2 separate regions of the Homo sapiens genome follow, and region 1 is linked to region 2. The links are chromatin loops, found by intact Hi-C in ENCODE. Cell type or tissue: mammary epithelial cell. All regions are shown on one strand. Links, peaks and the distances in the headings refer to the core of each region. The heading gives the core; the rest is flanking DNA. Region 1 overlaps INCR1 (interferon stimulated noncoding RNA 1). Region 2 overlaps RIC1 (RIC1 partner of RAB6A GEF complex).

Region 1 (14,002 bases), core at 4,820-7,319, 110 kb before region 2:
GTCAACAACAACTGACTCTAGGGAAGCAAACTAGTAGGTTTGAGGTAACAACATTACAGAATAAAAACCATGACCCCATCACCAAATATAAGAATTAGAATATTACCAATACCTTTACATATACCCAGAGTCATAGGTAGCCCATCCAGAGCCTCTGTGCAAATTAGAAAAAAAGCTCCTCTTCTTTGGGTTGGACACAACTCTAAACCAAGGTGCCTTGCTTGCCAAACAGAACACAGGCTATATTAATTACATGACCCACTTCTGCCCTGGTGTGCTTTCAGACTTATGTAAATGGAATTCTACTGTATATATTATCCTACAAATTATCTTTTTTACTTAACATTATGTTTGTAAGATATATCAATATTGTTACATGTAGTACTCCATTTTCACTGCTGTGTAATATTTCTTTGCATGTTTACGTGCTAAAAGAATTAACTCTATATCCCACTATTTCAGTTACAGGGTATCTATTGAAGGGTGAATGTGACTAAACTAAAAGAGAAATGTAGATCACATAAAGATGGATAAAGGAACTCTGGATCTTATTTTGGGTCAGGGAAAGCCAGTGTGCTTTCATTTGATGAGAAATAATTGCATTATATTAGGCAAGAGTGAGCTGGTAAAGGAGTGAGCACAACAGTAAATGTCTGGTGTCCATGCAGTGAATATTTTACATTCACTTATTTTCTCTATGGCATTTTCTGTCCTTTAATAAGCTTTTTCACTTTAATAATGTGGAAAATACAGTAATAGTGACAATCCATGCCTATTTAAGTAATGGGAGCACAATATGTGAGCTTACTAGAGAACGGCTATGACTGAAATGGACTCTACATCTTTTCATTTGGACTTACATGCAATTTCAATGTCTTTTGCTAGCAGATGAATGTGAATTCATTGCAGTGGATTTTTTATTCAGATACAGAATATTCGGTGCAATTTTTCTAAGTCACTATAGTCAATTTTCAGATAACAAAAAGTCCAATAACTTCTAAAATAGAAGAGAGAAAAATGGAAAAAGAAAACAAACTTACAAACAAAAGCCCAACCCCAATCAACTGAGTAGAGAGCAATAAAGGAAAAGGGGGAAAGCCAAATAAAAGTTGGACAAATAAAAATTAAAAGTGTGGTGGTAGAAAATGTCTAGATATATTAATAATTATAATAAATATAAATCTAAACTTTATAGTAAAAGACAGATTGGGGAACAAACAAACAAAAAACCTCTAACTACATGCTCTTTCAAAAGAAAAACCTAAAACTTAAGACACAAAATGGTTGAAAGATGTAGCAGGAAAACAGTAACCAAAAAAACAGAAGTGTATATTAAAAATCACACAAAATAGACTGATGAAAATAGGTATCGTTAGAGTTAGAGAGGGACCACTACTTGATTTTTATAAACGTTCCAATTGTCAGTGATATAATAACTTCAAAGTTTTACACCTAGAAAAATTGTTTCAAATATATAAAGCAAATATTTACTGAACTACAAAGAGAAATTGCCAATGAGAGCTTTCAATATATCTCTCTCAATTACCAACAGACCACCCAAAGCAAAGATATTAAAAATATGGAAGATCTGAACAACACAATTAATAACAATCAAATAGATAAAAATTCTGCATCCAACAGTTGGCAAATGCACTTATTTTTCTTAAATATCATAGTGCAATTACAAAAATTGTCCATTTATTAGACCATATGGCAAGTCTCACAAAATTATAACACAGTCCTCATTCTCTGTGCGCAAAGTAATTAAGTTAGAGGCAATAACAAAAGATAAATCTATAAAAGTTCTTATATATTGAAAAATGTGGAAACACACTTGTAGGTAATTCATGTGTCAAAGAAAAAATTATGGAAGAAATGTAAAAATCCTAAAAGCCGAATGATAATGAAAATATCACCTACCATGTTCTGTAAAACAGTCAAAGTCATTCTCTAAGGACAATTTATTAATTTGAAAGCTTGTTTCAGACAAGAAGAAAGGTTAAAAATTAATGAGCTTTGTGTTCAACTCAAGAAATTAGGAGGAAAAATAGAAAAACAATCAAAGTAGGAGGAAATAGATAACAGAGATAAAAACAGAGGTTCAGAAAAAAGTAAACAAAGCTACAAAAAAAGAATCCACAAAATTAAAAGTTTTATTTTATAAACAGAACAATCTCTGCTGAGATTGAGCGAGGAAAAAAAAAGAAGGCACAAATAAGCAATATTAGAATAAAAAGGGACCTAATCACAGACAAGGCAAAGATTTTTTTAGATGAGCTACTCTGAATCAATTTAGGCCACATATTCAAAAACTTAGGTGAAATGGGCAAATTCCTAGAAAACTATAATTTACCAAAACTTACTCAAAAACAGAGAACCTGAATTGTTTTGTATCTACCAAAGAAATGCAATCAATATTTTTAAATCTTCCCACAAAGAAAATATTTAGTTCAGATATGTTTACAAATTACTTACACCTAGGTTTCAAGAACGAGATCATTCCAATCTTTAAAAATGTCCTATAAAACAGAAAAAGAGGGACTATGACACAATTCACTCAATGATATTAACGTAACCTTGATAGCAAAACCAAAGAAGGACAGGACAATAAAGAAACCTTTTGAACCAATCTCACTCATAAACATAGCTACAAATTCAAATTAAATACTAATGAAACAAGCTTAGGAGTTTATTTCAAATAGATAATACATCATAAACAAGTTGAGTTTAACCAGAAATGCAAGCGCAGTTAAACATTAGGAAATAAAAAATATGGCTAGGCATGGTGGCTCACACCTGTAGCCCCAGTGCCTTGAGAGGCCAAGGTGGGTGAATTACTTGAGCCCAAGAGTTAGAGACCAACCGGGGCAACATGGTAAAACCCCGTCTCTACCAAAAAAAATACAAAAATTAGCCAGGCTTGGTAGCACATGCCTGTAGTCCCAGCTACTTGGGAGGCTGAGGTGAGAGAATCACTTGAGCCTGGAAGTGAAGGTTACAGTGAGCCAAGATGGCACCACTGCCCTCCAGCCTGGGCAACAGAGCAAGACCCTGTCTCAAAATAATAATAATAATAATAATAAAGAAAAGAAAATATAAAAATATAATTCATTGGCCAGGCACAGTGGCTCATGCCTGAAATCCCAGCACTTTGGGAGGCCAAGGCAGGTAAATCACCTGAGGTCAGGAGTTTGAGACCAGCCTGACCAACATGGTGAAACCCTTTCTCTGCTAAAAATACAAAAATTAGCCAGGTGTGGTGGCACACACCTGTAATCCCAGCTACTCGGGAGGCTGAGGCACGAGAATCGCTTGAATCCAGGAGGCAGAGTTTGCAGCGAGCTGAGATCGCACCATTGCACTCCAGCCTAGGCAGCAAGAGTGAAACACCATCTCAAAAACCAAACAAACAAACAAACAAACAAAAATATATATATATATGTAAAATTTACCGCATTAACAGACTACAGGGGAAAAATATGATAATCTCAAAAGATGCAGCAGATAATGAGCAGACTTATTAAAATCAGGAACAAGACTTAGAAGTCCTATTTACTTCTACTCAACATTATAGTGGATTTTCTAAGTGCATTAAGACAAGAAAAAGCAGCAACAAGTACAAAGATTGGGAACAGCAATAAAAGGTAGGAGTATTGGAATATACTTCATTCATAAGGATATAATTCTCTAAACAGAAAGTCCCACAAAATCTACAGGCAAATTCTTGGTAATAATAACAGAGCTGGCCAGGTGTGTGGCTCACGCCTGTAATCCCAGCACTTTGGGAGGTCGAGGAGGGCAGATCACCTGAAGTCAGGAGTTCCAGACCAACCTGATCAACATGGAGAAACCCCATCTCTACTAAAAATACAAAATTAGCCAGGCGTGGCAGCACTCGCCTGTAATTCTAGCTACTCAGGAGGCTGAGACAGAAGAATCGCTTGAACCCGGGAGGCAGGGGTTGCGGTGAGCCAAGATCATGCCATTGCACTTCCAGCCTGAGCAACAAGAGCAAAACTCTGTCTCAAAAATAAATAATAATTTAACAATAACAGAGCTAACCAACATGGCTGAATAGAAGACCAATACGCACAACCAAATATATTTCTAAGCATTGGCAACAAACAGAAAATTTAAAAAGTATAAAAGCAGTTTACCATATGATATGGTTTGGCTATGTCCCCACCCAAATCTCATCTTGAACTGTAACTCCCATCATTTCCACATGTCTTGGGAGGGACTCGGTGGGAGGTAATTGAATCACGGGGTTGGGTCTTTTCTGTGCTGTTCTTATGAGAGTAAATATCACGAGATCTGATGGTTTTATAAGGGGGAATTCCTCTACACAAGCTTTCCTTACCTGCTGCCATGTAAGACATGACTTTGCTCCTCCTTTGCCTTCTGCCATGATTGTGAGGCCTCCCGAGCCACGTGGAACTGTGAGTCTATGAAACCTCTTGTTCTTTATCAATTACCCAGTCTCTGGTATGTCTTTATTAGCAGCATAAAAGACTAATACACCATAACAACAAAAAAGTATAAATTACATCTAATGAAGTTATAGGAGACCTATATGGAATAAATTCTAAAACTCTATTTGATAAACATCAGAGAAGATCTACTATAGAAATAAATAAAAGACGACATTCAAAACGAAGACTTTCTATTGTGAAGTTACCAGTTTTTCCCAATTTGACCTACAGATTCAGTGTAATTTGATGCCAAATCACACTTTTTTTCCCAAGAAACTAAGAAGCTGATTCTAAAATTCCTATGGATGAACAAAGGTCAAAAATATAACAAAGACTCTTTTGGAGAAGAACAAGGTAGGAGGTATGCTTTATCCTGTTTGAGGACTTTGATTACAAAGTTAATTAAGAGAGTGGTATTAACGCTGCAATACACAAATGGGTTAATGGTATAGTAGAGACTTGGGAAACAGAGCCACACATATTTGGACATCATATATAACAGAGGTGGTATTGTATATAATCAAGAAAGGGAGAATTAGTCAATAAGTGGTGCTGGGAGAATATGGGGAAAAATGAAACTGGATTCCTACCCAACATGATACGTAAGTCAATTCTAGATGCATGCAAGACTTGGATGTGAAAGCTGATATTTTAAACATCTATAGGATAATATCTTTAGTTTCCTGGGGTAAAGAAAACACATACAAAACAAAAACAGGCTTGTCTGAAACTGAGAACACAAAACACCCCAAAAAACTTATCTAAAACTGAAGAGATTAACAAATTTGACTTTCTATTTTTCAAAATACTCCAAACAAGAATTTGTAGACAAGCGACAAGCCAGTAGTAGATATTTGCTATATATAACTAGTGGTACGCCCATACATGTTTTAAAAACCTAGCTTTGCAGAGATGAAAAAAGCCATGATTTGTTGGGTTTGATTCTTTTCAAGGTGGAAAAGTTTATTTCAAGCCACCAACATGATGTTGCTAAACATGAAGTTAGGAAGACATACACAAAATCTCTCAGACGAGTCTACACAAGCCAGCTCCAGTACACCACTGCATATAACACTAAAGGATTTGTTTCCAGAATGCATGAAGAACTCTTTCTATTTATCAATAATTAAATGACAAACAATGCCACAAAAAAGGGAGGCATGAATAGTCATTTTGCAAAAGAGGAAATATGAATGAAGAAAAAATACATGAAAAGATTCTCTACTTCACAGTGATCATATAAATGTAAATTAAGATTATAATGAGTAAACATATTATACTCTCCTGATGAACTAAAGTTAAGTATTACTGCTGGGTGCAGTGGTGGATGTCTGTAGTCCCAGTTACTTAGGAGGCTGAAGTAGGAGAATCACTTGAGCCCAGGAGTTTGACTCTAACCTGAGCAACATAGTGAGACCCTGTCTCTAAAAAACATTTAAAAAGAAATATTACTATATTAATTTTTCCCAAAGACAGATCAACGGGAACTCTTAAACAATGCTGGTGTGAACATAAATTGGCACAACCACCCTGGAATAGGATTTGGCATTATCTTACAAAGTTAAGTACTGTACATTCTACAATCCAGCAATATGTAAGCTCAGGTATATATTGTAGAGGAATGCTTGCACAAGTGCACCAGAAAATATGAACATGAATATGCACAGTAGCACTTTTTGTTAAAAACATAACAACCCAAATGTAATCAGTCAAGGTTTGTTCATAGAAGTAGAACTACTAAGATAAATTGACAAAACGGATTTAGAGACTTGACTGTATGCAATTGTGGAAGCTGGTTATACTCTCTAGGGGAGGCTGTTGTTTCTGTGTCTAGTGCTGGAGCTGAAGTTCACAGGACCAGTGGTCAGGAGGTAGAGAGCAGGAAGCGAGGACAAACTGGAATCCATGAGGATGGACTGGAATCTGCATTGGTCTCTCACCACCTCCAAACCTCTGGTGGAGGAGGAGTTAAACACACCTCTGACCCAAGAGTTAGAGAAGCTGAAGCATAAGATCCACAGGAGCTGGAGGAGCTATGGACCCTGCACCTACCTCCTGAGTGTTAGGAAATACAGCTAATTTCTTCACTTTCACTTTCCACATCAGGCAGAAAATGTCTCTCCAGGTTCATCTAGTCTATTTTCATATGAGAAGTTTAAGAGGCCCAGAGAAGTGAAGTGACTTGTTACCTAGAAGCCTGTTTTTAAAAAAAAAAAAAGTCTTATGCATCTGAAACTCTTCGTAAGAGAGTGCACGTCAGTATTTTTGATCTAGGTACAGGCTGTCCGAGGGATATTCTTGACTCATGTTCTTTTGCCAGTTGCCTCTGATTATATCACATAAGAGGGCTTAGGCAGCTTTGCAATAATAGTTCTACTAATTATTCTCCAAAGGAAATTCCTCATTCCACTGCAAATAGATGTGATCTTAAGACTGATTTCCCCCAGAATCACTACAATATACTCTTATCTAAATTTGAGCACAGCATCTAAATATTCATTTTATTTAAATGTGAATTGCTGCATTCGAGCTAAGGCCGAGTTCTCCATACGAGATCCAAATTTGGTACCAATTTGGTAACCATAATCCATGGTTACTCTGTGACTACTAATCTGGGGGAAAAAGAAAACACTCTTTGGCAGAAGAGGATAAGTACATTCCTAATTTTCATTTCCAGATTCTTAGCCACTCATCCAGGATGAATGTTAAAACCATTATCAAAACATAGCCTTAGAAATAAAATTGTTAGGGAGATAATAATAACTCTTTGTCAATGAATTTATTTTGAGCAATAATAATACAACAAAGTTCCAGTACTGCGAAAAAGTTTGGCTAATCTCAAGAACATTATAGCATATGCAACTTGAAGTAATTTCTTTATCTAAAAATATTGGGCCAAAAGAAACTAATTAGAGTTTAATGTAATTTTATATTAAGTGTCTTGCTGTGGTTTTAAGATTTTCAGTAATATACTTTATTTTAAATCATCTCAGTGATTTAAAAGAGTAACACTTTTAAATGATAAAAAAATTTTAATCATTTATCATTTTAAATGATAAAAATAAATTTTGAGTGGGAAACCCTTTTCATAAAGAAAAAAGAAAAAAAGAAATTTTTATCATTTTTAGTTTCACAAAATAACAAATTGGAAGGTAATAATGTAAATTTGTAAGCTTTTCGCTGCAAAAAACTGTCATAAAAATCTTTAGATGGTGTGTTTCATTACTGACTTTAAAATAAAATTTAATATAAAAATATAATTCATAGCTAACTTTTTCTGAAATGTGTTTCTTTTTTTACAAAGTGAGATGTATCAGTACTTCTTTCGTTTCTATGCAATAATATTGTCACTCTCCCTTTTCTTTTTTATTAACTGATTTGGACTCTATTTCTAAGATAGCGTATAACAAAATGCCCCCAAAACCCACAACTCACAATTTTATGGATACTCTACCTATTGGGATATATTCCAATATGGTTATCATGTAGAAACCTCAAAAGAGAAAGGCTAACTTCCTCCTGTAAAGGAGTGATCATTACCACCACCAATCAATTGAACAAAGCCACTTCCACACAGTCAATAAGCTGCTTTGACTTTTTCTTGTTCTCACTTTTCTGGGTCTAGACTTGGGGAGTTAAAGTGTTAAGGTCTATGTACTTTGGCCATGGGTAACTGCCACAAATTGGGTTCTCAGTGAAGCACAGTCTGGACAGAGATTGGGGTGAAGGAATTTTATTAGGGAGTGTTCTTGGGATCAAACCAGTCCACTGCCTGGTCTTAGGACAATAGTAAAGAGGGGAATAGCGCCCTCCCCCACAGGCCAAGGGAAGACAAAATTAGCAGGATGTAAGATCTAGCTATTCTTCCCCATGTGGAGATTCTCCTTCCAGTGAACTTTGGAGAACCGTTTATTTTTATTAAGAAAGGCAACATTTTTTGACATGTACAAAGCACTTTCCTATATTTTTATTTTTTAATTTTTGATTTCCATAGGTTTTTGGGGAACAGGTGGTGTCTGGTTACATGAGTAAGTTCTTTAGTGGTGATTTGTGAGACTTTGGTGCATCCATCTCCTGAGCAGTATACGCTGAACCCAATTTGTAGTCTTTTATCTCTCACCCCCTTCCCACTCTTCCTCTGAGTCCCCAAAGTCCATTGTGTCATTCTTACGCCTTTGCATCCCCATAGCTTATCTCCCACTTATGAGTGAGAACATATGATGTTTGGTTTTCCAAGGGAAGGCAATATTTTTATTAGGGGTCTATAAATATTAGTGGCTGTTTTTTAAAATTTGGTATTTCAACTGTAGTCTTCATGATCAGTGATTTAGAAAAATACCATATTGTACTGAAATAAATTTGCTATATATTTATTTCAGATTCTATATTAAAAATTGAAAAATTAGTGTTTTCTGCTGTTTGGAAAATACAGTAAATTTTCTTCTCTAAGTTTTCTTTTGCTAGAGTTTTTATGTGATGTCACGGGCCTCTCCATGCCCTTTGCATTCTCTTCCAAAAATCTGTTCTTGCTGTCAGTTAAGTGGAAATGGTTAGCAACGAAGCAAAATCAAAGTGGACCCACCCAGCTTTTATATCCTGCATGGCTGAGCTTTAATGAAAGTTTGAGTTTTTCCAAAAGTCTGGTCTCTACTGACTGGGAATGAAAAACATTTGGAAAAAAATGCCTTGAGCATGTGAACCATGTAATTTCATTTGAACTAAGGAATTCCAAAAATACTTTGCTTATTGGAAGGGCAGTTATATTGCTGCATTAGAACTTGATATTGAGAAGGATAAGTACTAGTTCTTTTCTCCCTTTTTCTCATAAACATTAAAAAACTTAGACTGAGTGGCTGGGTAGGAAAATAGTGTAAAGAGGCTAAGTTGGACCACCAGGTGGGCTTGCTCTAGAACCTATTCCTTCCTTAGGAGATCCATCTACTCTTCCGGGTTCCATAGAGCCCCACGCAGCTTGAAGCAACCCACTCTGCACTGATGACAATGCAGGGCTTCATCTGGCCATATCTTGATGACTACTTGAACTGAGGCCCAGTCCTTTAGTCAGTTCTGCTCACCGACACCAGTGTAAATGCTATGCCAGTAGCAAAACTGGAATTGCTGGGTCCCTGCTGGGCAATCTGGCCAGAGAACAAAGTAGGTCCTGTTCAGTTTTATGTCTCCATGAGGGGATCAGGTGTTAATATTATTAACTAGCATTTTTGGGAATATGTACTATGTGCTAGTCACAATACTGGATACTTTTACATGGATTACATTATTCAATCTCCGTAACAATCCTCTATGGAATTTTGAAGCTTAGAAAGGTTAAGAAATCAGGTTTTGAAACCAATCAGTCTGACTCCAAAGCCTTTGATCTTCTTTCCTATTTTGTAATCCCTGGCTTTTAATCATGGGTCTTAGTGTACTAGATTGGGATCACAGATAGCAGTGTGGCAGATACAGTTGGTGCCCTGCCCATGTCTCCTGAGCCTTACCAAGTGCCAGCAGCTGGACCATCTTGCTTAATGGCCTTCTCTGGTGGCTGGAGCTCCATATGTGAGCATAGGTTTGAGGAGATGTAATGCCTTAAGTGCAGCCTTTAACTAATGATTGATAGGAGTTGGGGTATGAATACTTCAGCTCCTTTGCTACTCTGGTAGAGTAACTCAGAGGCATGAATTTTACACTGGTACCCAAAATTCTCCAGAGGGATTAAGTCCATTACCCACAGTACTAACCCACTTGAAAACATGCCCTTTTTATTGATTGCCTTCCCTCTTTGTCTCACTTCCCTTGCCCATATTTCCTGAGATCACTACCCAAGTAAGCTACTTGTGTACATATTAATGCCTTAGGATCTGGCTTCTGGGGGAACCAAAACTAAGACAAAGAGCAAAGAAACGGTGGACCTATGAAGAAGGAGGACCCAGTTGGAGTGGATGGGGCAATGCTGGAAGGAAAGCATGGGGTTGCAGTCTCTAGGAAGAAGCCTCTGATGATGGTTTCCTGTTCTTGAAGCTGACAGTGTCATTGTGAGACAGGAGACAAAGGTTTTGGGGGATTATTGAATATTGACACACTGGATGGTTCTTTGATTGCTTGATTGAATGGAATTTCTTTCAGAAGTTCTCTCTTGGTCTGTTCTTTTCAAATGTATTCTATATTTACCCAAGTTTAATAAGAAGAGATTCCAGAAAATGCAACCATTAATAACTGGAATAATGAAAGAAAATGCTAACACGTTAAAAACAGAACATTGAGTAAATGGTCATAAGTAAATGAAAGACAAATGTATATATATAATTTTGGAGGATGTATAATTTACTCATATGGCCTGAATGTGGTAATACTATGTATCATATTTCATGCAAACATAAACTGAATGAGGCTTTTTTTTTTTTTAAGACAAAGTCTCCCTCTGTCACTTAGGCTGGAGTGCAGTGGGGTGATCTCGGCTCACTGCAACCTCCGTCTCCCAGGTTCAAGCAATTCTCCTGCCTCAGCCTCCCAGGTAGCTGGGACTACAGGCGCGCACCACCATGCCTGGCTATTTTTTGTATTTTTAGTAGAGACGGGGTTTCACCATATTGGCCAGGCTGGTCTCAAACTCTTGACCTCGTGATCCACCCACCTCGACCTCCCAAAATGCTGAGATTACAGGCATGAGCCACTGCGCCCGGTCAATGAGGCTCTTTTATACCACTTTTACTACACTTATAGGATCATTTCTCAACTTGTGACTCTATCATCTTTACTGATTAACTGGACATCCAGTGGTGCCCAAATTTTCAGGGAATAACATGGGCATGGGCAAAATCTTGCCTTGTTAAGGTTAATGGTATTGTAAATTGTTAACTATTGCATTTAGGTCGGGCATGGTGGCTCACCCCTGTAATCCCAGCACTTTTGAGTGGCCGAGGCAGGCAGATCACTTGAGGCCAGGAGCTTGAGACCAGCCTGGTCAATATGGTGAAACCCATCTCTACTAAAAGTACAAAAATTAGCCAGGCATGGTGGCAGGCACCTGTAATCCCAGCTACTGCAGAGGCTGAGGCACAAGAATCACTTGAACCCAGGAGGCGGAGGTTGCAGATTGTGCCACTGCACTCCAGCCTGGGCGACAGTGAGACTGGAAAAAAAAAATCAATTGCATTTACACATTTTAATATCTGTCATTAATTTTATATATTCAACTTCATGTCCGCATTAACCAAGTTTTGCCTGAGACATCATACTTAAATTTACATGGCTGTTATAATAATCTGAAACAAATTGGTTTTTGAAGCAGTCGCTTGGGGTATTGTTAACACATTCATGAAGAGCAAACTTAGAAATGCCCATTATTTTTTATAAAATCTGTAGATTCAGAGAGGAAAATAAAGTTGTAAGTAGACATTTCTTCTTCTGAATACTCCAACCACAAGAAGGAACTGTATGAGCAATAACAGAATATTTTGAGATAATCTTTAGAGTATCTAAGCACTCAATCCCCATTCATTGAGTCTTGAAGACGCCCAATATGCTCACCACATTCCAGTCAAACAGCACTTTCACCAGAGATTTGAGTTACAGAGCTGGATAACCCCTCAATGCTTTTTTTTTTTTTTCTTTAGATGGGGAGTCTCGCTCTGTGACCTAGGCTGTGGTGCGATCTCGGCTTACTGTAACCTCTGCCTCCTGGGTTCAAGCAATTCTCCTGGCTCAGCCTCCCAAATAGCTGGGATTACAGGCGTGCACCACCACACCCAGTTAATTTTTGTACTTTTAGTAGAGACGGGGTTTCACCATGTTGGCCAGGCTGGTCTTAACTCATGACCTCAAGTGATCCACCCACGTCAGCCTCCCAGAATGCTGGGATTACAGGCATTAGCCACCACGCCCAGCCACCCCTCACTGCTTTTTAACAAATACTAACAGGTAAACTGTTTATCTGCTTGATCATAGAAGAACATGGACTCAATGATGAAGTATATATAGGCAATGGTCAACTTTGTTTTCTAATCCACACATACAGCTGATTTAAACCCATGTTTTCATTTACTGGTCAAGATAAAAATATGGAGGGAGTCTTGCTATTCATGCAAACATTTTTGTCTTTACCACACAGGAATCCTCAGAAAACCTCTGAGAACAATATGTTTGCTTGGAGTTAGAGAGGTGTCCAGTTAGGGGAGATGTTGGGACACTTTGCTCCCTTCCTACAGAAGGGATTCCCAAGTCCTACAGAAGAAGATTCCCCTCTAATGGAAAGCAGCACGTAGTGGCAGCATAAGCTAAGAAAACAATCAACTCCTAGGAAACTGTGGAGGACAGTAAGAGCCTGTAGCGCATTACAATGGGCATCCTGAGAAAGTGACCAGGGTACAGGGAGATTCTGCCTTTGGTGTATTATATATTAAATGATGTGGATGGATTAATGTTGTTAAAATATGGAGACTTCTTCCCCCGCCCTTACTCTTCAGCCCCAGTCCCTCCCCTCCTCACCCCCTTCAAAAAAGAAAGAAAAAAGAAAAAGAAAGAAAGAAAATGGTGTTAAAATATGATCCTATTGTTAAATGTTAACTCTTTGATTCATTTATAGCCTTCAACATCATACCTGGGTGATGTGATTCCTTCTTCCCTCTCTTACTTTTACATCCATGGATGTATGCCACAGAAAGATCTACAGCACTGTTTATTTTCAAGAATTCACATGACCCTTTAGATAAATTATTGTTTTCATTTTTGCCTAAGATACACAAGATATTATTCTCCAAGTAAATGTGAAAATACTGATTTCCTTCATTTCTTTAGCAAAGTAATTTTATACATGAAGGATTGAGTAAAAACAAATACCTTAGGAGTTAAAAAAAATGTAGTTAATAAGACAGCCTGACATAAATTATTATATACATTTAGTTGGTGAGAAAATAAGTTTGTGGAAAGAGATGGTATAGTGAAGTTGATAAACTTGGGGATTCTGGGTTCAAGTTTTGACTCCATCACTTTCCAGCTCTGTGAGCCTTGAGCTTCTCTAAGCCCCAATTTCCTCATCTGTAAAATGGGGATAATATGTATCTCATGTGATTGTTGAGAGGATAAAAATTAAATAATGTAAAATGCTTAGAGCAGTATCTAGTACATAAGTGCAGAATAAATGCTAGTTACTGTTATAATTTATGTAACAGTACCAATCATTAGACACAAAGTTCTTTGTGACTAATCCACAATATACCACTAAAGGCACAGATTAATGCCAGTGCCTGGTTTCTAGCACTTAAAAAAATAACAACCTGGTATGACAGATATTAACATTTCCACCTGCAGGTAAAAAAACGGTTAAAGGTAACTTAGGGCTAGCAGGGCAATATGAAGGTGATCAGCAGGGGCCAGGTGGTCAGGTTTAACTTGCCCATAATTGCTATTGAATGACCCAAGGTCACTTCCACTACTTGGTCTTATCTGGTTTTCACAGCACAATTTTTACATCCTTAGACAGCTCTCTCATTAGGAAATCAAGAAAATTCAGATCTGCTGGAGAAGGGATCATG
Region 2 (16,703 bases), core at 6,007-8,506:
GTTGTTGTTTTTATTGTTGTTGTTGGTTTGATTTTTTTGCATTGTACCATTTCAACTCCTTTCTCATTTCCTTTTTTGTACATGTTTTAGTTATTAATGGTTACCTTGGGGATTAAATTAACATCTTGCATGTACAACAGCCTAGTTTGAAGTAATACCAACTTAGCTTCAATAATATCTCAAAACTATGTTCCCGTACATCTCCCTCTCTCCCTTTTTATGTTGTTGTTATGACAAATTACATCTTTATACATTGTGTAACTGTTAACATAGATATATAATTACTGTTTTATGCACTTGTCTTTTGAGTCATATAGGGAAAAAAAGGCAGATTTCTGAACCAAAAATACTGCTGGCTTTTATATTTACCTATGTAATTACTTTTATCAGTGTTCTTTATTTTCTTACATGGGTTTGAGTTATTGCCTCTTGTTTTTTCAGGCTGAAGAACTTCCTTTAGCATTTCTGGTAGTTCAGGTCTACTTGTGACAAATTCCCTCAACTTTTTGTTTATCTGGAAATTCATTAATTTCTTTTTTGTTTTTGAAGGATAATTTTTCTAGATATTTCAGCACTTGAAATATGTCATCCCACTGTTCTCTGGCCTCCATGGTTTCCTATGAAAAGTTGGCTGTCAGTCTTACTTGGGATCTCTTGTATGTGAGGAGTCACATACATCTCTTGCTGCTTTCAAGATTCTCTTCGTTTTTTTGACAGTTTGAACATGATGTGTCTCTGTGTGCATCTTTTAAAATTTATCCTACTTGGAGTTTCTTGGAAGAAAGACTCTTGGCTTTCTCAGATTTGGAAAGTTTGTAACCATGATTTCTTCATATATTCTCTTTTCTCTCTCCTTGCCTTTGGACTTCCATCATACAGACAGGCGTTGGTATTTATGATGTTGTTCCCATAAGTCTTTAAACTGGGTCTATTTTTTTTTCATTCTTTTTTCCTATTTCTTGGATTCCATAGTTAATGAAATCACTCATGTCGAATAGTCACAAACTGTTAATTTGTTGAGTTTTACAGGACAAAAATCTAACAATTGTTAGTTACTTGATTTTGTACACTATATTAGTCAGCATAGCTTAAATCATCACAGTAGAGGATTAAAAACAAAACATGTACCAAGTGTTGGCTCTTAAATCTTCTGTTCAGAAATGACACAAATCACTTCCCCTCATATTTTATAGGCCAAAGTAAATCATGTGGCCACACCTAATTTTAAGAAGGCAGGAAACTGCAGTTCTGCCGTCTGTCCAGATACGAAAAACATTAACATTTACAGTGTGTGTTCCCTTCCCTACTCCATCCCCAATCCATTCCTTAGCATTCATTCCATTATTTCTACGTGCAGACAGAGGTTACTGTGTTAGTCTCTTTAACTCTAATTTTCAGTTGCTTAGAGCCTTAAATATTAGAGTTTGATTATCAGCTCCCTTACTTTCTTAGCTTTGTGATCAAGAGCAAAGTTCTCAATATTTGTACGTTTCAGTTTTCTCTCTGAAAAAGTGGAGATAATTCCTGTCTCAAAAGATTACAAATGATTGGTTGAGAGGATGTGTATAGAACGTTTTGTACACTGTTTCATACATAGTAAATGCTCTATTCCTATTCTCCTGGCATTCAGTGCTTTCATAATCTGGCTTCAACTTATTCTTCTAGCCTCATCTTCTGTGACTCTCTTCCAGTCATCTGATGCTGTACCTTATCAAATTATAGTTGAATTCTAAGTAATAATATTTTTTATGAGAAAGTCAGAATTTTTTTGTTACTGTAATTTTTTAAAGTTTGCTCTATTTTAGTATGTTTGGAAGACAGGATGGAAACTTTCCTGCGAGATGTATCTCTAATTTTATAATGGAAGTCATGAAGAAATTAGAATTTACTTAAATTTGCTTTAAAGTTCTTGTAATACTTTAGTTGTAATAAATGAGAATATTCATATAAAGAAAAACACGGTTTCCAGTTTTAAGATAGGTAATGTGGTTTCAATTCTTTCTCTTGATAATCACCAACAGAAAAAAAGCTGAAATAAAATTCCCATCTTTAATTTAAACTAGAGGTATCTCCAACCCTTGAGCTAAAAATCCAAAGAGAAAGATAAATAACTAAGGAAGAGCATCAAACTTGAGCGCTTAAGAACCTACAGGATACTGATAAAAAGCACCTTGTTTTACCTGCAAACTCAGAAAGGCTTAGAGCTTAGAAGGACTGGTACTACAGAATATAGGAGTGAGGCAGGGGCCATCAACATAGAGATTGCTTGAAAACACTGAATAAGGATTCCTATGTTCCCACCTCACAGGAAATATACTGTCTGGTTTAACAATATGTATTATATTTAACAGAAGAGTGAGATGCTAAAGTTGTCATAGTGCCTCTTTACCCTGCTTGGCTCCAGACTTCTGTCTTTCACGCTTTGATATCCCAGGCAGGTTTGAGGGATCCTTCCTGGAGAAATGGAACCACTGAAGAAAAACTGCTCAACAGGTACTAGTATTTGAAGACCTCAAAAAAGTGCTGGCTGGCCACTACCCTGCTGAAGTCCACCAGTTGACAGCCTGCAGACACGTAGTCACCTTTTTATTGTTAACCTCTAAAATAAGAACAAAGGACTAAACATTGTTAGCCATTTTAGGAAAGTTTCCAGTGTAACTTAGAAACACATACCAGAAAAAAGGAACTTAAAGTAAACAGATACTTGAAGGAATGAAAACAGTTTGAGGAAATAATTAACAACCTTAGACAGATTTTGGCTAATCAAACAAGGTAGGATGGTTTAAGAAAACGGGGGGAGTGGATGAGAAAATTCTCAGAATGAAAAGTACAATAGTAGAAATATATTCAGTAAAAGCATTGAAAGAAACAGTTGAGGAACTTTCCCTGGATATAGAATAAAAGACAAGAATAAGAGAGAAAAGAGAAAATTAGAGTTTAATATGAGGTTTAATATCTAACTGACTAGGAGTTGTAGAAAGAGAGAACAGGGAATGGAGAAGCTTATTATTATATTAAGGAAACAAAACATGTAAATTTCCTAGAGTTTAAACTAAATACATCAGTAGATTGAACAGGTCTACCAGGTGCTCAGTGCAATGATAAACATTCACATACTTGTAGAAAAATTAATTATTTTGAAATTTCAGAACCCATCGGATATATAAAAAGAAGATCCTAGGTACTTCAGAGGAAAAAGAGCTAGTCTGTGAATAGGAATGTCATTGAACTCCACAGCCACACTTGAGAATCTAAAAGGACATGTCCCCAGTGTACTTATCTCCCAGATTCAAAAGTTGTCAACATCCCCCTCTCCCCATGCATGCATACTTTTTAATTATTAAAGCAACTTTCATATACTATATCATTCAACCCTAAATGCTTCTGTTTTGTCTGTAACAGGTAGACATTTTAAGGAAACCAAACCACAATATTATTACCCAACAGAATTAATAGTTTATTAGTGTCATCAAATACTCAGTCTGTGTTCAGTTTTCCCATTTTAACTCAGAGCTGTTATTTTAGGAGTTGGTCTGTTCAAATCAGGACATACGTCTTTTTTGTTTGTTTTCCTTTTTATCTTTATTTTATATATATATATATTTTTATTATACTTTAAGTTCTAGGGTACATGTGCACAATGTGCAGGTTTGTTACATATGTATACATGTGCTGTGTTGGTGTTCTGCACCCATTAACTCGTCATTTACATTAGGTATATCTCCTAATGCTATCCCTCCCTGCTGCCCCCACCCCACAACAGGACCTGATGTGTGATGGTCCCTTTCCTGTGTCCAAGTGTTCTCATTGTTCAATTCCCACCTATGAGTGAGAACATGCGGTGTTTGGTTTTTTGTCCTTGCGACAGTTTGCTGAGAATGATGGTTTCCAGCTTCATCTATGTCCCTACAAAGGACATGAACTCATCCTTTTATATGGCTGCATAGTATTCCATGGTGTATATGTGCCACATTTTCTTAATCCAGTCTATCATTGTTGAACATTTGGGTTGGTTCCAAGTCTTTGCTATTGTGAGTAGTGCCGCAATAAACATACATGCGCATGTGTCTTTATAGCAGCATGATTTATATTCCTTTGGGTATATACCTAGTAATGGGATTGCTGGGTCAAATGGTATTTCTAGTTCTAGATCCCTAAGGAATCGCCACACTGTCTTCCACAATAGTTGAACTAGTTTGCAGTCCCACCAACAATGTAAAAGTGTTCCTATTTCTTCACATCCTCTCCAGCACCTGTTGTTTCCTGACTTTTTAATGATCACCATTCTAACTGGTGTGAGATGGTATCTCATTGTGGTTTTGATTTGCATTTCTCTGATGGCCAGTGATGATGAGCATTTTTTCATGTGTCTGTTAAAGAGCTTCTGCGCAGCAAAAGAAACTACCATCAGAGTGAAGAGGCAACCTACAGAATGGGAGAACATTTTTGCAATCTACTCATCTGACAAAGGGCTAATATCCAGCATCTACAAAGGACTCAAACAAATTTACAAGAAAAAAACAACCCCATCAAAAAGTGGGCAAAGGATATGAACAGACACTTCTCAAAAGAAGACATATGTCTTTTTAAGTTTCCACTGAAAGGAGTCTACCTCTGTGTTGTTTTCTGTCTTAAGCTTTCTAGCCCTATTTGAATTTTAACTTCTGTATATATATTACTTTGGAAAATAAAATTTAACTTTAAAACCAGATATATTAATACATCGAAGACATCTCAGTAAATCATCACAGACTGTGTGTTCAGCAGTTTAAATGTGACTCCTATAAACTAATTACTTTCATGTCCTTTTTACAGGCTGTCACATCAGTCAGACATGTTAGTTGAACACGAACCTGTATGGTTAAACATTAGCTAGTTTAGTCATTTAGACTTAGAAGGAATTAAGTAAGTACTCCAGTTCATAGTAGTAGCAGGATAGAATGGTAATAAATCACCACAAAACTTTATAAGAAAAATAGTCTGTAACAAAAAAATAAGCAAAAATAAGTAAGAAAGAAAACTAAAAAAATGAGCATCAAAATATATTTCCCAAAGCCAGGAACTTTGAAAGCTATTGGACTTGTTTGCCTCTTTGTGCATATTTTAATAGTATCGACAAATTATAGGAATGTACTTGACTGGAAAGGGAGAGATGACATCAGCAGGCTAATTGTTGCCACAAGTGATAGCTGATGGTGAGAGACAGATAACTGTTAAATTCCAGCACAGGCACTGAAGAAGATACTGGTCTACCATGCCATGTGGAGATAAAGAATACAAAACAACCTGTAGTCCTTTGAAGGGTCGTGTGTGACAGTTCAGTTAAGTTGGCATTGACCCAGCACTCTACTGCAGCTATTTGATGCCAGGGATTTAAAATTTTAGGTATTTAGCTACTTATTACTAAGTAACTTGTGAAACATCTCCTAATTGCACCCTTGAATTTCACCTTAATTCTGATTCACACCCAAAGAATAGGAATGAAGGATAAGGTGTGGAGTAAGTAAAGATGAAGCCACACGATTTGGATCACTGGGACAGATACTGTATAGAATGATACTTTTTTCCATAGTTGTCCACCTTAGAAAGGGCCCTCAGGAATTTTAAACAAAATGCCTGTTGGTTCTCTTTAGAGTTAGTTCACTTTTATTTCAAGTGGGTTTTTTTCTCAGATTCTCTGCTCTTCTTCCCACCCTCCTAACACAAATTACATTGGTCAAACATTTATTTCCAATTGATAAGTAGATAATGTCTGCTATAATAGAATTTAAGTCTGTTTTTCATTTGAGAATCTGAAGGATGAATACCTGATTTGTAAGTTTTATTTCATTTACTTTATTTGATTGTATGTGTATTAGCCACAGAATGGAGGCAAATTCAGCATCTTTCTTTAACTCTATGCTGTTTGTTTTAGAGGAAGTCCACAAATGAAGGGGACACCCCATTTTAAGGAAGAACAGTGTGCTCCAGCATTAAATTTGGAGATGAGGAAAATACTGGATTTACAAGCACCCATCATGAGGTACAGTACTTTGGTTAAATTTGACATTGTGTGATGACAGTAGACAATGTAGTTCGTAAATCCCATGACCAACAGGAAAGTTAGTTTAATTTCTTTTAATTCAAGATAACTTCTTAGTTCTGGAAATGCTTGATTAACCCTTATAAGACAATGGAAGTTTTACAGATGGCACTTAATACTTAAATTATTATAATAAAATTGAATATACCAACTATAATCTTATTTTGAAATTTATATTTTATAAGGTCTAGAATTGTTTGATTGAGTGATAACAGTCCATATTTCCCAAAACAATACTGATGAAAGCACACAAGTTGAGGAAAAGAGAAAGTGCCTTTGTTTCCAAAGTTGCCATAAGCTTCTGGGAAGTTTATATACACTTGGAAGAAAGTTACACTTTTTCATCCAAGTATGAATAAAGGTTTTATGACAAAGTGGCCAGAAATACCAGAATACCAAAAATCTATTTTATACCCATTGGTAGAAAAAATCTTACCTACAATTTGGCTTTATTTCTTTAATTGTTGTTCCACTATTGATGTTTTAGTTGTCACTTAGTTTAGCTGCATATCTTTTCCATTGTGTAGATATAAGAAAATTTATTTAAACGATACGCAGCTGTAAAAACATTGAGGACATTCTTTATGGAAAAAAATCTTTCCAAATATGTTGTTGGGTGAAAAAAGCAAAATGCTTATGTTGCTAATGTTTGTTTTTAAAAGGGAGATGAGGTATCTCCATCTTGTTTAAAAGAGAGAGCATGTATTTTTCTGGAAGAATACATAAGAAACTGGGGATGAGAACTGAGTAGCTATGGGACAGGTTTGGGGGAAAAGCTTTTTATTGTGTACTCTTTTTTAATATTGAACTATGTAAATGTATTGAATTATATGAATGTCATGCTACTTTTAAAAAAATCCCTCTGACTCACAGTTCTAAGTAAAGGTTTATTTCACCATTTCTCTTGTTAGAGTACTGTACAGAATGATACTGAAACATTAAAACTATGCAAGTGGCTGGGTATTGTCTTGCCTTGTTTGGTCCATCCCCTTCATATCTTATTCTCATAGAAAAGAACACAATTATTATTTGCTTAAATGTAATCAGTGTTACAGAAGATTGAGTTCAAAGTTACTCATCGCCTTGGTCACAAGGTTATTCATCACTTCACATTTTATTTATTTCAGCATGGGAATCGTTTTCAAGAAAGTAACTTGATACATAAGGAATTCTGAGTGTCTGTAGGTACCAAGAAAAGGTGGAATTGTACAGGCTTGGCTTTCTACCTCCACCTGGTGGGAAACCTTGTATGGTGCATGGAAATAGAATAGAAAAAGAGCCAAAAAGAAAAAAAAACAATTCTGCCATCTTGTCCAAGTTTAACCTGTCAGGTGCTAGGTTTTAATCTATGAATTTAGGTGGTTGGAAATCTGTAAGGTTTCTCTCAAAACTCCAGTGAAATAACTGCATTTCAGAACAAAGTTATCAGCACCTGAAACACATAACTGCTGGAAATTTGAAATTTGCTATAGATTTTAAATCGAGTGAGAAGACATGAAACTTAGATTTTTATAACCAATTATTTTCCCTCCTGTCACCACAAATATAAGTCAGATAAGGCTAGGATATTGGTTATGCTGTTGCTTATAGGGGTAAGAGTACTATCTCATCTTTTATTTTTGATTTGAAGAAAAAATATTAATGTTAAGCATCTAACTTTTGTTATTAATTGAGGATAGAGAATGTTTAGAAGGTAAAAACATAATTTTAATGAGAGTTTCCCCTCCCCTCCCTTCCCCTCCCCTCCCATCCCCTTCCCTACCTCTCTCCCCACTCCTCCGACAGGGTCTCACCTTGTCACCCAGGCTGAAGTGCAGTGGCACAATCACAGCTAATTGCAGCGGCATGATCACAGCTCACTGCAGCCTCAGCCTCCTGGGCTCCAGTGATCTCACCTCAGCCTATCAAGTAGCTGGGACTACAGGCACACGTCACAGCACGCTAATTTTTTGTACTTTATTGTAGAGACAAGGTTTCACCATGTTGTTGAGGCTGGTCTCAAACTCCTAAGCTCAAGCGATCTCCCCTCCTTGGCCTCTCAAAGTGCTGGGATTGCAGGTGTTGAGCCACCACACCCAGCCAAGATCCTAAATTTAAACATACATTTAACACACACGCACACCTGGGATACCACATAGCTCTCATAAAATTAATGAAGTCAATGATTGAAGAGGCTCTCTAAGGATATAACTTAGAGTGTATTTACCTAAATTTTTAAATGTACTCATTAACAGTTGTGATATTAAAAATATTTCAGAACCAGGCTGGGCACGGTGGCTCATGCCTATAATCCCAGCACTTTGGGAGGCCAAGGGGACAGAAGGGCAGATCATGAGGTCAGGAGTTTGAGACCAGCCTAGCCAACATAGTGAAACCCTGTCTCTACTAAAAATATAAAAATTAGCTGGGTGTGGTGGCACACGCCTGTACTCCCAGCTACTCAGGAGGCTGAGGCACAATAATTGCTTGAACCCGGGAGGCAGAGGTTGCAGTGAGCTGAGATTGTGCCACTGCACTCCAGCCAGGGCAACAGAGACTGTGTCTCAAAAGAAACAAAAATTTAAGAACCAATACAGCATGAAAAGACATGGGTTATTAGTTATCGAACAGGGTTCTGACATCGCCCTACTACGCCAATAATGAATCCTTCAGTTGGCCAGATTTTTCTGAGGGAGGGGAGTCAGTTGTAGCAAACACTTAGGTGACTTGGGGCAAGGTCTATTTACCAACATTTATAGAATTATTAGTATTTTAACAACTGACACCAGCTTTTTTATTTCTAAATTTTTTTAGAGGTGGTAGTCTCACTGTGCTGCTCAGTTGGTCTCGAGCTCCTGGGCTCAAGCATTCCTCCTGCCTCAGCCTCCTAGTAGCTGGGATTATAGGCACAAGCCACCACGCCTGGCTCAGCCTTTGTTTTAACAAGTTTGTCCACTTTCAATTAAATGAGAAGGATATATCTATCTCTTCCTGTAGATTATTTATTATGTCTGTCACAGTTTTTAAAAAGCCTATCTGCTAATTCCAATATCAAGATTATCTATAAGTCTATTTATATTGATGGATTTTTCTCTTGACTCTAGGTTACATTTTCCTGTTTATTCACACATCTGGCCAGTCATTTGTTTGTTGCAGCATCACTGATTATCATGTTATAGAGATTATGAACTCTTAATTTTGTCAGACGATTGTTGAGTTTTGTCTAGCAGGTAGTCAGATTACTGGAGGATAACTCTGTTGTATACAGTGATTTTCTAGGGAGATAGGGTTAGGGGAGAGGGAGAATGTAGTTTGGAATAAACGATGCTGACTCCTTCCAAGGAAAATCACTGGTAAACCAGTGACTACTCTGCTAAATTGCCTCTCTTGACATTGTCAACTTGAAGTAATCAAAAGGATCAGATTCTGGAATTAATGCAAGCAGAAAGCTGACCAATCCGGGAGAACAGACTTCAGAAAATGGGGTCAGTGTTCCAAAGTTAAAAGTTCAGTTCTTGCAGGCCAGGCACAGTAGCTCACACCTATAATCCCAGCACACTGGGAGGCCGAGGCGGGTGGATCACCTGAGGTCAGGAGTTCAAAACCAGCCTGGCCAACATGGTGAAACCTTGTCTCTACCACAAACAGAAAAATTAGCTGGGCGTGGTGGCGCATGCCTGTCATCGCAGCTACTCAGGAGGCTGAGGCAGGAGAATCCCGGGAGGCGGAGGTTTCAGTGAGCTGAGATCGCGCCACTGCACTCTAGCCTGGGCAGCAGAGTAAGAGACTGTTTAAAAATAAAAAAAAAAAAAGTTCAGCCAGGCGCAGTGGCTCACGCCTGTAATCCCAGCACTTTGGAGGCCAAGGTGGGTCGATCACCTGAGGTCAGGAGTTCAAGACGAGCCTGGCCAACACGGCGAAACCTTGTCTCTACTAAAAATACAAAAATTAGCTGGGCATGGTGGCGTGCGCCTGTAATCCCAGCTACTAGGGAGGCTGAGGCAGGAGAATCACTTGAACCTGGGAGGCAGAGGTTGCAGTGAGCTGAGATGGTACCACTGCACTCCAGCTTGGGCAACAGAGCAAGACTCCGTCTCAAAAAAAAAAAAAAAAAAAAAAAAAAAGTTCAGTTCTTGCTTATATAGGTGGAAAATAAAGTTTAGTAGGATTATAATGTTTTCTATACAAGGCTGGTTTATGAGTTACAATTTAGTTACAGTTTGTTTTCTTTATGGCTTGTCTTTACAGCTAGTTTTCATTTCCAATTTAAAAAGAGTGTATTTAACATTCCATTTTAAGACAATGTGATAGCCATGAAGTCTTTGTGTAAGAAAGATAAGAGGGAAGTTAATCTACCATGAAGATCAACAGTGAAGAGGGAAGGGGTCTTCCCTGGAGCCCTTTAGTCATTTACAGCATTTATAAAACAATACAGTAAGGAAGAAAGCTAATCTATAATCAGAGAAAGAAAGATGACAGCTGCCTAGATTATAGCTGCCTATTGTGTGACTCAGGCCCCATAATTACATTTCTTTAAGGCTCAAAAGTAATTCAGATTTCCAACAGCTTAGATTTTGAATTACATATTTTCATAGCATATAGTAGTGCATCTAAAACATAAACTTTTTATACTCTACCCACCAAATGATACACATAGATTTTATCACTGAAATATAAATTTGAAATTAATATATAATGCTTTAAAAAGTGAAATGTCTAAAAACTGGGAATTTTAATTGATTACAAATGGCTGTGAAGTTCAAGAAATAGAGCTGGGTAAAGAAACATCTGTTTCTGATCTTTTTCAGTATTTTTATAGTTGGGGAAAAAACAGCAAATTCTACATTAGCTGAAATCTTTGGAGTATGAGTAATTGAAGTCAACTTTCCAAAGAATTAAAGGTTTAGTTTAAGAATTAAAATACTAAAAGACATTTTTTTCATCATTATGGATTAAAATATTTCAGAAATATGCTCTTAAGTATGAAAAGGAATTTAATAGTATTTAATAGGGTATATATAATATACACATAACATTTTTTGTTTTTCCTTATATAGTATTTGATACTTTGAACACTCTTTCTTAAATTCATCTTACTTCCTTGGCTTTCTTGATATCAGTTTCTACTGGTTTCCCTGGTTGTCTTTTTCTTTGTGCCAGTACCTTTGCGGTCTCATTTATGGGTTCCTCTTTCCTCTAACCCTTTCCCTCTTCTTGCCTCCTTTGCACAAATATTTAGTGACAGATTTAACTAACACTGCCCTTGGGGCTGTGCATACAGAGGTGAGCAAAACAGGCTATTTCCCCATTAAAGAAGTAAATGCTGAATATCTTCATAAATATTGATAAGTGATGAGATCATGCTATGTAACTATTTTTGATTTCTTGCCTGAGAAGTCCTCTGAAGACGGAGAATATTTTATTCATCCTCGAATATCCAGCACACAGTATAGCACCTGTCACAGAGGATAGGCTCAGTAAATGTTTGTAGAAGGAATGAACAATGTGAGACTTGCTAATACCTAAGAAATATATTGGCCTGGAACTATACTCCAATACAGTAGCCACTAGTCACACATGAATTTATTTAAATTTACATTAATGAAAAGTAAATAAAATTTCAGTTATTTTATTGCACTAGCCATATTTCAAGTGTATAGTCACCACATACAGCTCATAGCTACTGTTTACAGATAGCACAGATATAGAACATTTCCATCATTATTCAAAGTTTTATTGGACAAGTGCCAGAGCATTGTTACCTCTACACTTAATGGCTCTAGATTGTCATACTGTTATTAGTTGGGTTTATTCATTTTATGGTTTCTCTACCTCTTTTTCTTTCTTTCTGCTATCACTTCTGTTTCCATCTTCTAATTTGCTGTTTCAATATTTGTAGTTTTTAACTAGTTTTATCAGTTATCAAGTTTGTGACTGTGAGTGCCCATAGTCTTTCATTTCTTTCAGGATTTCTGATTCTAGATTGAAATATACATAGATAAAGTTGCAGATAAATGGAGATGTTTTGTAAATGGTTTCATGATCATTTTTGCATGAGTATTCTCTAAAGCAGTTTTAATATTCATACACATTGCTTTCCCAGTATGCTCTCTTAAAAATTAATTGATTCTACCTACAGTTTGCAGTCTGTGTTGGAAGATCTCCTGGTTGCTACTTCTGATGGACTTCTTCATCTTATTCACTGGGAAGGAATGACAAATGGAAGGAAAGCCATTAATCTTTGCACAGTACCCTTTTCAGTAGACCTGCAGTCATCTAGAGGTAGCTATACTTTCTACATGAGGTTGAACCAGTTGTTTAATGTTTGATGTCTAGTTAGGTATCTTCTATGGATGAACACTTCTTTGGAATTACTTATGCAAGGGGAGAGGTGGGCAGAGTATGAGAGGCGGGGTGAGAGAGGCATTTAATAGGAAAGGACAGTTTAATTATTTAGGGTTGTTAGGTCATTATTTTTACCCTTTTAAACTTACAGGTTTTTCTGGCAAAAAGTGAGAGAGTAATTTATTATATTCTTAATCCTATTTCATGTGCTTATTTTTTTCATCAGTAGGTTCATTCCTGGGCTTCACAGACGTACACATCAGAGACATGGAATACTGTGCCACACTTGATGGGTTTGCTGTTGTATTTAATGATGGTAAAGTTGGATTTATTACACCAGTGTCAAGTAGATTTACTGCAGAGGTATGACTTATTTACTTTGAAGGGTTTTTTGTTATTGTGTACTTATTTTATTCTTTGTTATCAAATTCTTCTCTATTTTCATCATTCATGTAAGATTTTAAGGGTTGTTAATTTTTTAATCAAACCAAACATATAAATAGTATAAGTAGACAAAATTCTCTTGGACATGTTAAAGAAAAATAATGATTCCTGTTCTCCTCCCTGCTCTCCTCATGCCTAATTTTCCACTTTTGGAGGCAACTACTTGTTATTCCTTTACTGGTTATTTTGATTTTTAATCTCCACTACTCTGAATATTTCCTTTAATTTTTAGTTCTTAGGCTGTGTTTATTGACTTCTTACTGTTGAAAGTGACCATTTACTTCCCTCTTCCCTGCTTCCACCATACTTATATTCTTCTCATGTTCCCATTATAGTTATTGTGATTTTGATTAGGTTACTATTAATTGTTTATATTTTTATCAATATGTAAGCCCCATTAGTACCGAAACCATGTGGTACTGACGCAGAAGTTTTTGCTCCTTAGTTTAGCTAAAAGCAGGTTCTTGTCACACAGCCAGGAAAGATTAGGCATGCAGACATACTGAAAGGTGAGGAGAGCAGAATTTATTAAAAGCAAGCTCTCAGCAAATAAAGATGATGTCCTGCTAACAGGCTCCCACTTCACAGATTGATTACCAAACCCCAGCACACACGCGCGTGCACACACACACGCTGAAGAGCCCCAGGGTCCTACCCGCTGAACAAGGCGTGAACTTAACCCCATTCTCCTAGTGCGCTTGTGGGCATTATTCAGAAAGAATCACTCAGGAAACGGCAAACGGGCAGTTATTTATCCCTCTGGATCACCAGTTTCATCTGGGACAAGGAGTCCCATCTTTCAGCCTTCAGGCACTTTTTGGGCTTGAAAGTGGGTTTTCACTGGGGACCCTTGGCCAACTCCTGTCTCTGTCAGTATAATTATTTTTCCTTTACTGCAGATTTTTCCTCCTGCTAGGAATTAATGATTGCCTTGTTCTTTACATTTGCTTAATTTTTGTGTACTTATCTCTTACTCAACCCAAACTGTCAGTTGTGTAAATATCCTCCCAGCTTTTTCAAACATATTAGCTGTTCTGTTCATTTCATCTTTTTTGTTTTCTTTTTTTTTTTTTTGAGATGGAATTTTGCTCTTGTTGTCCAGACTGGAGTGCAGTGGCACGATCTCGGCTCACCACAACCTCCGCCTCTCGGGTTCAAGCGATTCTCCTGCTTCAGCCTCCCGAGTTGCTGGGATTACAGGCATGCACCACCACGCCCGCCTAATTTTGTGTCTTTAGTAGAGACGGGGTTTCTCCCTGTTGGTCAGGCTGGTCTTGACCTACCAACCTCAGGTGATCCACCCACCTCAGCCTCCCAATGTGCTGGGATTACAGGCGTCAGCCATGGTGCCCAGCCCATTTCATCTTCTTCTTCTTTTTTTTTTTTTTTCCACAGTACCACAAAACAATTTAATGGAGGAAGAGATTTTTTTTTTTTTTTTTTTACCCCGAGGAACTATATCACTTAAGGATGGCTTACAGAAGGAATGAGCTTGCAAAAACTATAAGAGAGAGAGAGTGTGTGTGTGTGTGTGTGTGTGTGTGTGTGTGTACCTATGCAGTGTATGTGTGGGTCTATAGGTATGTATCACACGTCCACATGCATGTTCATAGCCTCCATGCACATGTAAATATTTCTTCACATAAACTTTTCTGACTTTAATACTAGAAAGAACTTACACTGGTTTTCTGAAGCCCACTGTGATATCAGAGATCCCTTTCTAAATCTATCTTTTTATTTACTTTTTTAAGTTCTAGGGTACATGTGCACAGCGTGCAGGTTTGTTACATATGTACACATGTGCCATGTTGGTGTTCTGCACCCATTAACTCGTCATTTACATTAGGTATATCTCCTAATGCTATCCCTCCCCCCCTCGCCCCACCCCACGACAGGCCCTGGTGTGTGATGTTCCCCACCTTGTGTCCAAGTGTTCTCATTGTTCAATTCCCACCTATGAATCAGAACATACGGTGTTTGGTTTTTTGTCCTTGCAATAGTTTGCTCAGAATGATGGTTTCCAACTTCACCCATGTGCCTACAAAGGACATGAACTCATCCTTTTTTATGGCTGCATAGTATTCCATGGTGTATATGTGCCACATTTTCTTAATCCAGTCTGTCATTGATGGACACTGGGCTTGGTACCAAGTCTTTGCTATTTGAATAGTGCCACAATAAACATACATGTGCGTGTGTCTTTATAGCAGCATGATTTATAATCCTTTGGGTATATACCCAGTAATGGGATGGCTGGATCAAATGATATTTCTAGTTTTAGATCCTTGAAGAATCGCCACACTGTCTTCCACAATGGTTGAACTAGTTTACAGTCCCACCAACAGTGTAAAAGTATTCCTATTTCTCCACATCCTCTCCAGGACCTATTGTTTCCTAAGTTTTTAATGATCACCATTTTAACTGGTGTGAGATGGTATCTCATTGTGGTTTTGATTTGCATTTCTTTGATGGCCAGTGATAATGAGCATTTTTTCATGTGTCTGTTGGCTGCATAAATGTCTTCTTTTGAGAAGTGTCTGTTCATAGCCTTCGCCCACTTTTTGATGGGGTGGTTTGATTTTTTTCTTGTAAATTTGTTTAAGTTCTTTGTAGTTTCTGGATATTAGCCCTTTGTCAGATGGGTAGATGGTAAAAATTTTTTCCCATTCTGTAGGTTGCCTGTTCACTCTGATGGTAGTTTCTTTTGCTGTGCAGAAGCTCTTTAGTTGAATTAGATCCCATTTGTCAATTTTGGCTTTTGTTGCCATTGCTTTTGGTGTTTTAGTCATGAAGTCCTTGCCCATGCCTATGGCCTGAATGGTATTGTCTAGGTTTTCTTCTAGGGTTTTTATGGTTTTAGGTCCAACATTTAAGTCTTTAATCCATCTTGAATTAATTTTTGTATAAGGTGTAAGGAAAGGATCCAGTTTCAGCTTTCTACATATGGCTAGCCCGTTTTACCAGCACCATTTATTAAATAGAGAATCCTTTCCCCGTTTCTTGTTTTTGTCAGGTTTGTCAAAGATCAGATGGTTGTAGATGTGTGGTATTATTTCTGAGGGCTCTGTTCTGTTCCATTGGTCTAGATCTCTGTTTTGGTACCAGTACCATGCTGTTTTGGTTACTGTAGCCTTGTAGTATAGTTTGAAGTCAGGTAGCGTGATGCCTCCAGCTTTGTTCTTTTGGCTTAGGATTGTCTTCGCAATGCAGGCTGTTTTTTGGTTCCATATGAACTTTAAAGTAGTTTTTTCCAACTCTGTGAAGAAAGTCATTGGTAACTTGATGGGGATGGCATTGAATCTATAAATGACCTTGGGCAGTATGGCCATTTTCACAATATTGATTCTTCCTATCCATGAGCATGGAAAGTTCTTTCATTTGTTTGTGTCCTCTTTTATTTCGTTGAGCAGTGGTTTGTAGTTCTCCTTGAAGAGGTCCTTCACATCCCTTGTAAGTTGGATTCCTAGGTATTTTATTCTCTTTGAAGCAATTGTGAATGGGAGTTCACTCATGATTTGGTTCTGTGTTTGTCTGTTATTGGTGTATAGGAATGCTTGTGATTTTTGCACATTCATTTTGTATCCTGAGACTTTGCTGAAGTTGCCTATCAGCTTAAGGAGATTTTGCGCTGAGACTATGGAGTTTTCTAGATATACAATCATGTCATCTGCAAACAGGGACAATTTGACTTCCTCTTTTCCTAATTGAATACCCTTTATTTCTTTCTTCTGCCTGATTGCTCTGGCCAGAACTTCCAACACTGTGTTGAATAGGAGTGGTGAGAGAGGACATCCCTGTCTTGTGCCAGTTTTCAAAGGGAATGCTTCCAGTTTTTGCCCATTCAGTATGATAT

The links. A loop is a pair of places that touch in the nucleus more often than their neighbours do. Peaks named below come from ENCODE experiments on the same cell type or tissue, not always from the same donor. Only the 100,000 strongest peaks of a DNase experiment are listed, where the experiment ranks them.
Region 1: it touches region 2 in a loop (13-fold over the local background); 9 of 110 quality-filtered maps call a loop at or near these places.

What each region holds. Positions count from the first base shown.
Region 1 is chr9:5,602,417-5,616,418 of GRCh38, forward strand. The region is part of intron 1 of INCR1 (interferon stimulated noncoding RNA 1); the gene reads right to left. Among named protein-coding and RNA genes, the nearest start is that of RIC1, 20 kb to the right of the region's middle. RefSeq lists an enhancer at 6,608-6,657. In mammary epithelial cell, for the core only: no CTCF peak of the experiment used is centred there; no DNase peak of the experiment used is centred there; H3K4me3 peaks cover 352 bases.
Region 2 is chr9:5,707,982-5,724,684 of GRCh38, forward strand. RIC1 (RIC1 partner of RAB6A GEF complex) reads left to right here. Exons shown (of 26, transcript NM_020829.4): 4 at 5,915-6,022; 5 at 12,201-12,343; 6 at 12,633-12,769. It overlaps LOC124902115 (a long non-coding RNA gene), which reads right to left and starts at 12,205. Exons shown (of 2, transcript XR_007061409.1): 1 at 11,894-12,205; 2 at 11,038-11,517. In mammary epithelial cell, for the core only: a CTCF peak has its summit at 7,320 (motif pointing left); no DNase peak of the experiment used is centred there; H3K27ac peaks cover 260 bases.